2 separate regions of the Homo sapiens genome follow, and region 1 is linked to region 2. Evidence: read pairs that join two places in POLR2A ChIA-PET (ENCODE). Cell type or tissue: IMR-90. All regions are shown on one strand.

The links. Peaks named below come from ENCODE experiments on the same cell type or tissue, not always from the same donor. Only the 100,000 strongest peaks of a DNase experiment are listed, where the experiment ranks them.
Region 1: POLR2A ChIA-PET joins it to region 2 with 10 read pairs; 21 of 35 experiments call an interaction of 5 or more read pairs at or near these places.

What each region holds. Positions count from the first base shown.
Region 1 is chr16:11,250,922-11,253,421 of GRCh38, reverse strand. The region is part of intron 1 of LOC105371082 (a long non-coding RNA gene); the gene reads right to left. Among named protein-coding and RNA genes, the nearest start is that of SOCS1, 4.0 kb to the left of the region's middle. RefSeq lists an enhancer at 1,739-1,818. In IMR-90, no CTCF peak of the experiment used is centred here; DNase peaks (open chromatin) are centred at 1,231, 1,541 and 2,061; H3K4me3 peaks cover 478 bases; H3K27ac peaks cover 1,602 bases.
Region 2 is chr16:10,931,787-10,934,286 of GRCh38, reverse strand. CIITA (class II major histocompatibility complex transactivator) reads right to left here. Exons shown (of 20, transcript NM_000246.4): 20 at 1-2,500. The region is part of intron 1 of DEXI (Dexi homolog); the gene reads left to right. Among named protein-coding and RNA genes, the nearest start is that of DEXI, 9.4 kb to the left of the region's middle. In IMR-90, no CTCF peak of the experiment used is centred here; no DNase peak of the experiment used is centred here.

The sequences.
Region 1 (2,500 bases), 320 kb before region 2:
ACTTCATCTTTAGAAGATAGAGTGGCCCTCTTCAGCCTTGGAGACACATATAATAGTGTTCTAATGCTTAATAATACTTTTCAGACTTGAAAGTACAACATAAAATTAACTTGATGGTCAGAGAGTCAGAGCAGCCCAGGCCTGTCTTGGGGATTAAGTAGGCTCCAGGACTTTAAGGATGGCCAGAAGAGATTTAGGATCTCAGAGAGCTTTGGCAATTTCATCCCTTAATAAGGTGAAGTGGGAGGGAAGGAGGTGATGTCTTGTCTCTATCTCCAAAAATCTTGCTTTTTCTTTTCTTTTCTTTTCTTTTCTTTTCTTTTTTTTTTTTTGCCACACCCCTGCCCTTTCTTCTCTGCTGTGGATTAATTAAGTCCTGTCCTTGTTCTTTCCTGTCTGTTGCCTGCTGTGGGCAGTGTCTGGAGAAACAGAAATCCAAGATGGCAATGCTTGGGGATCTGGTTGTAATACTAGTATACTCACAGACCCTTAGTGACCACTCAGTGGCTGTGCTGGCCCCATTTTACAGATGGGAAAACGGGCTCCAAGAGGCAAAGCAGGACCACAACAAGGGGTGGAGCCAGGTTTTGCAAACCCACTCAGGACTTTTTCAGAGGCTGGGTACCACTAGGCAACCGGAGGACCTAACCGCTGCAGTAATAATAGCAGCTGCTCATATTTCTATGTAGCATTGTCTGTGCAGGAACTGCTCCCAGGTCCCGCATCACCTGTGTAAAACATTGAACTCACACCCAGCCTTCCGATGTAGGGACTGTGAACATCCCCGTTTTACAGATGGGAAAACAGGTCCTCCTCAAAAGAGGGGTCAGCTAGCAGGTAGCTTGCAATATGTTACAGTTTTTTTTCCTCCTTTGAAAAAAGTATGAAAATCGTATTTTCCTTACGCAAGTGTTGGGTATCCAAACCCATTCCCCTTGCAGAACTTGAAGCAGAACAGCTAAGAGTAAAGGCCCCCTCTGATCACACTTCCCAGAGCTGGCCCCTTCCTCCCTTTATGAGTCACTTAAATCCATACTAACATAGGTACAGTGACCTAAAGCCCTGGGAGCTGCACCCCACGTCCCGTGTGACAAAGTGTGTGCAGGCATCACTGAAGGGGGAAAAGGCTGTGTGTGTGTGTGTGTGTGTGTGTGTGTTTGTGTGTGTGCGCGCGCACCAGCGCCATGTGGCTTCCCGGGTGGTGCAGATTCTGTCTCTCTCTCAAACCTCAGCTTCATGATTCAGCAGCGCTGACGTCAATTTACAAGAATGAAAAGTGAGAGGAGGGTTTGTGTGTGCAAGAGACTGAGTTGGGGGCCCAGGTGCAGTGGAGGTGTCCTCCCCACTGAGCGGGTGAGCCAGGGCAGTGTGGGGCGGGCACCATGGGAAAGGAGGCACTCTTTGGAATGACAAGGACTGTGTGTGGGTGTGGGGACAGCCTGTGACCAGCCTCCAAGCCACCCTTGAGCTGAAAACTCTGGCCCCCGTTTTCCAGATGAGGAAATGGAGGCTCAGACAAGTGCAGCCACCTACTCAAGGTCACACAGCTCGTAAGTGATGGCCAGGACTTGGACCAAATCCATCCCACTCTAAACAACAAGACAGGTTTCTTCTTCTTTTTTTTTTTAAGACAGAGTCTTGCTCTGTCACCTAGGCTGGAATGCAGTGGCGAGATCACAGGTCACTGCAGAATCAAACTCCTGGGTTCAAGCAATCCTCCCGCCTCAGCGCAGGGACTGAGTAGCTGGGACTACAGGTGTGAGCCACCACACCCATCTAATTTTCTTGTTTTTGGTAGAGAGGGGGCCTCGCTATGTTGCCCAGGCTGGTCTCAAACTCCTGGGTTCAAGCGATCCTCCCACCTCAGCCTCCCAGAGTGTTGGGATTACAGGCAGGAATCACTGTGCCCAGCGCAGGATGGGTTGCTTAAATAGTGGGAGAGGGGATGGGATAAGGGAGGAATCTGGTGAAAATGCATATTCCTAGGCCTCAGCCTACTTGATCCTCCCAACCTTATGAGTAGGTACTGTCATTATCCCAGGAAGCGGCGAACTGAGCCTCTTCTATGACATAATAGGTAGAAAGTGCTTAGCGCACAACTTAGCATGCAGTAGGCGCTAAATACATCTCTGAATGATGCGGTGCCAATAATGATAGTTGAGGTTAATATAGCAAACACTGACTGAGCACCTCCTACGTTACAGGCATTATCCTTTTCCTCCTCTTTTTCTTTTTCTTTCTTTCTTTTTTTTTTTTTTTTTTAAGAGATAGGGTCTCACTCTGTTACCCAGGCTGGAGTGGAGTGGTGTGATCACAGCTCCTGTAGCCTTGACCTGCTGGACTCAAGCGATCCTCCCACCTGAGCCTCCTGAGTAGCTGGGACTACAGGCATGCACCACCATGTCTGGCTAATTTATTTTTGCCAAGATGGGGTCTCCCTATGTTGTCTAGGCCAGTCTCCAACTCCTGGGCTCAAGTGATCCTCTCACCTCAGCCTCCC
Region 2 (2,500 bases):
CTTATTAAAAAATTGGAGTTTAAAAAGTACATTGGTTTAAAATACTAAGTAAATAATAGTCCAGGTGGTTCTTGGATGTGGCAGGACCTGGAGGGAGGCACTGGGCAAGTGCTGCCCTTCCAGAGGGCTCAGGGAGTCTTGGGCGTGACCAGCTGGAGGCACGTGGTAGACCAGGCATCTTCACAAAGCCCGCTGCTGATCAGCTTTGGCAGCCAACGTGCAAATCCGAAGCCAGGTTTGAGAAAGTGGTCATCATTTCTCTGTGACGTTGGCTTTCCTCAGGGACATGGACCTGTGCAGAGACAGGCAGCTTCTCCTTTGCCGTCTGTCTCCTTCCGGCCACCAGGAGACAGCCAGACCCCAGCCATGCCTTCATTCTGAGATAAGGTAGAGACCCTCCTGCCACATAGCCTGTCACCAGCGTGGAGGATCAGAATGGCTGCGTGAGTAGGGGAGGGTGACGTCTGTCTTTAGCCACTTTAATTGATTTTTTGGTACATGGAGAAAGGAATGAGCAATGGGTTTCTAGAAGGCAAGGTCTTTGAAGGAGGAAAAGTGCTGCTGCTTTCAGAAGGCCCCTAGCCTTGAGAAGGTTCCCTGCCGGTATTGGTTTCTACCTGGGAACAGGTGGGGCTAAGGAGGGAAGGAACCACCCTGTACTGATGTCTCGTGTGTGCTGGGTATTGTCAGGCACTCCATGGACACAAACAGCCCAATGTGGTGGGCACTGTCCCCTTTTCCAGATGAGGAAACTGGCCCAGAGAGGGTGGGTGACTTGTCTGAGGTCACACAGCCAGGAAGGGGCAGAACCACAATCAGCACAGACAGGCTAAATGCAGATCTCACAGCATTTGCCCTGAGGAGCAGGACAGCGGGCAGCTGAACTCTAGGAAAGAATTCCCTTCTACCACTTTCAGAGCCTCACCCACCAGTGCGCGTAAAACGCCAGGGCCATCTTCTTACTTAAGCCACATCCTGAACCAGGCAGCTTCTCTGCAGAGTTACTGAGCTAAGACATTGCTTCACGAAGGGGATCTAGCACCCAACTGTCATTCTGACTACAGAAACCAGCCAGCCAGCCACGTCCTCTGTCCAGCTCTGGGGAATGGCTGGAATGAAAGGTTACAGTTTCAGAAAGGGGGAAAAAAATCTAGTGGCTGATAACTTGTCTGCTGTGCTCTGATGATGTCAGAAGGTTGGAGAACCTGCTGCCCTGGGTTCTATAAGCTCCAGCTCTGGGGTGCTTTTCAGCCTGGGGCTCTTGATGCCTTAGAAGAAACTTGTTCAATCCGTGGTGCGGCCTGTAGGCTGCATACAGCTCAGGACGGCTTTGACTGTGGCCCAACACAGATTCATAAACTTTCTTAAAACGTTATGAGATTTTAGCCTGGCCAACATGGTGAAACCCCATCTCTACTAAAAAATACATCAATTAGCCAGGCATGGTGACATGCGCCTGTAGTCCCAGCTACTCAGGAGGCTGAGGCATGAGAATTGCTTGAACCTGGAACTGCAGTGAGCCAAGATCATGCCACTGCCCTCCAGCCTGGGTGACAAAGCAAGACCCTGTCTCAAAAAAAAAAAAAAAAAAAGAATTTTTTTTTTGGTTTGTGTTTTTTTGTGTGTGTGTGTGTGATTTTGTTTTATTTTTTAGCTCATGAGCTATCATTAGTATATTTTATATGTGGCCCCAGACAGTTCTTCCACTGTGGCCCAGGGAAGCCAAAAGATTGGATACCCCCATCTCAGAGAAAAGGGACGAACCTGCAGTGCCGAGTGGTTTCGGCTTTGGGGTCAGGCCACGGGGGTTCAAATCCTGGCTCTGCCATTTATGAGCTGTGTGGCCTTGCACGGCTTGCTTAACCTCTCTGAGCTCCATGTGAAATGCAGGGATGATGGTCCTACTTGGCCCTACCTCCTAGAGTTGTTTTTGAGGGATAAGTGAGTTAAGACATGAGTTCGAGTAGTACAAGGTGAACACAAAGTAAATGCTTCATAACACAAGTGTTGTCACGATTTTCATTTAGCGTTTGCCAAGGCTGCCATTGCAAGACACAGGAGCGAAGGGGTTGATCTCTAATAGCCAAAGTGTGTGACAAATGAGAATTGAACTGTGTCCCAGAACATCCTCCCGCCCTACACATAGAAACCTGGGGTCACCTCCCTGTCCTCGACTCACTGTGTGACTTCAGGCAGAGGTCACCACCCTCTCTGGGCCCTTTCATTCTCTGCTATGGACTGAGTGGGACCAGCTTGGATCAAAATCCTCAAACCTCATACAACACTGTCAGCAGCTTTTCCTGTATCTGCCTGTTACCTGAACTATTAACAGTTTTCTTTAAATTGGCTCCTTTTAAAGTAAAATGTTTTGAAAAGAGAAACTTTTGTGTTTTTTTGAGACAGAGTCTCACTCTGTCACCTAGGCTATAGTGCAGTGGCGTGATCTCGGCTCACTGCAACCTCTGCCTCCCTAGCTCAAGCGATTCTTCTGCCTCAGCCT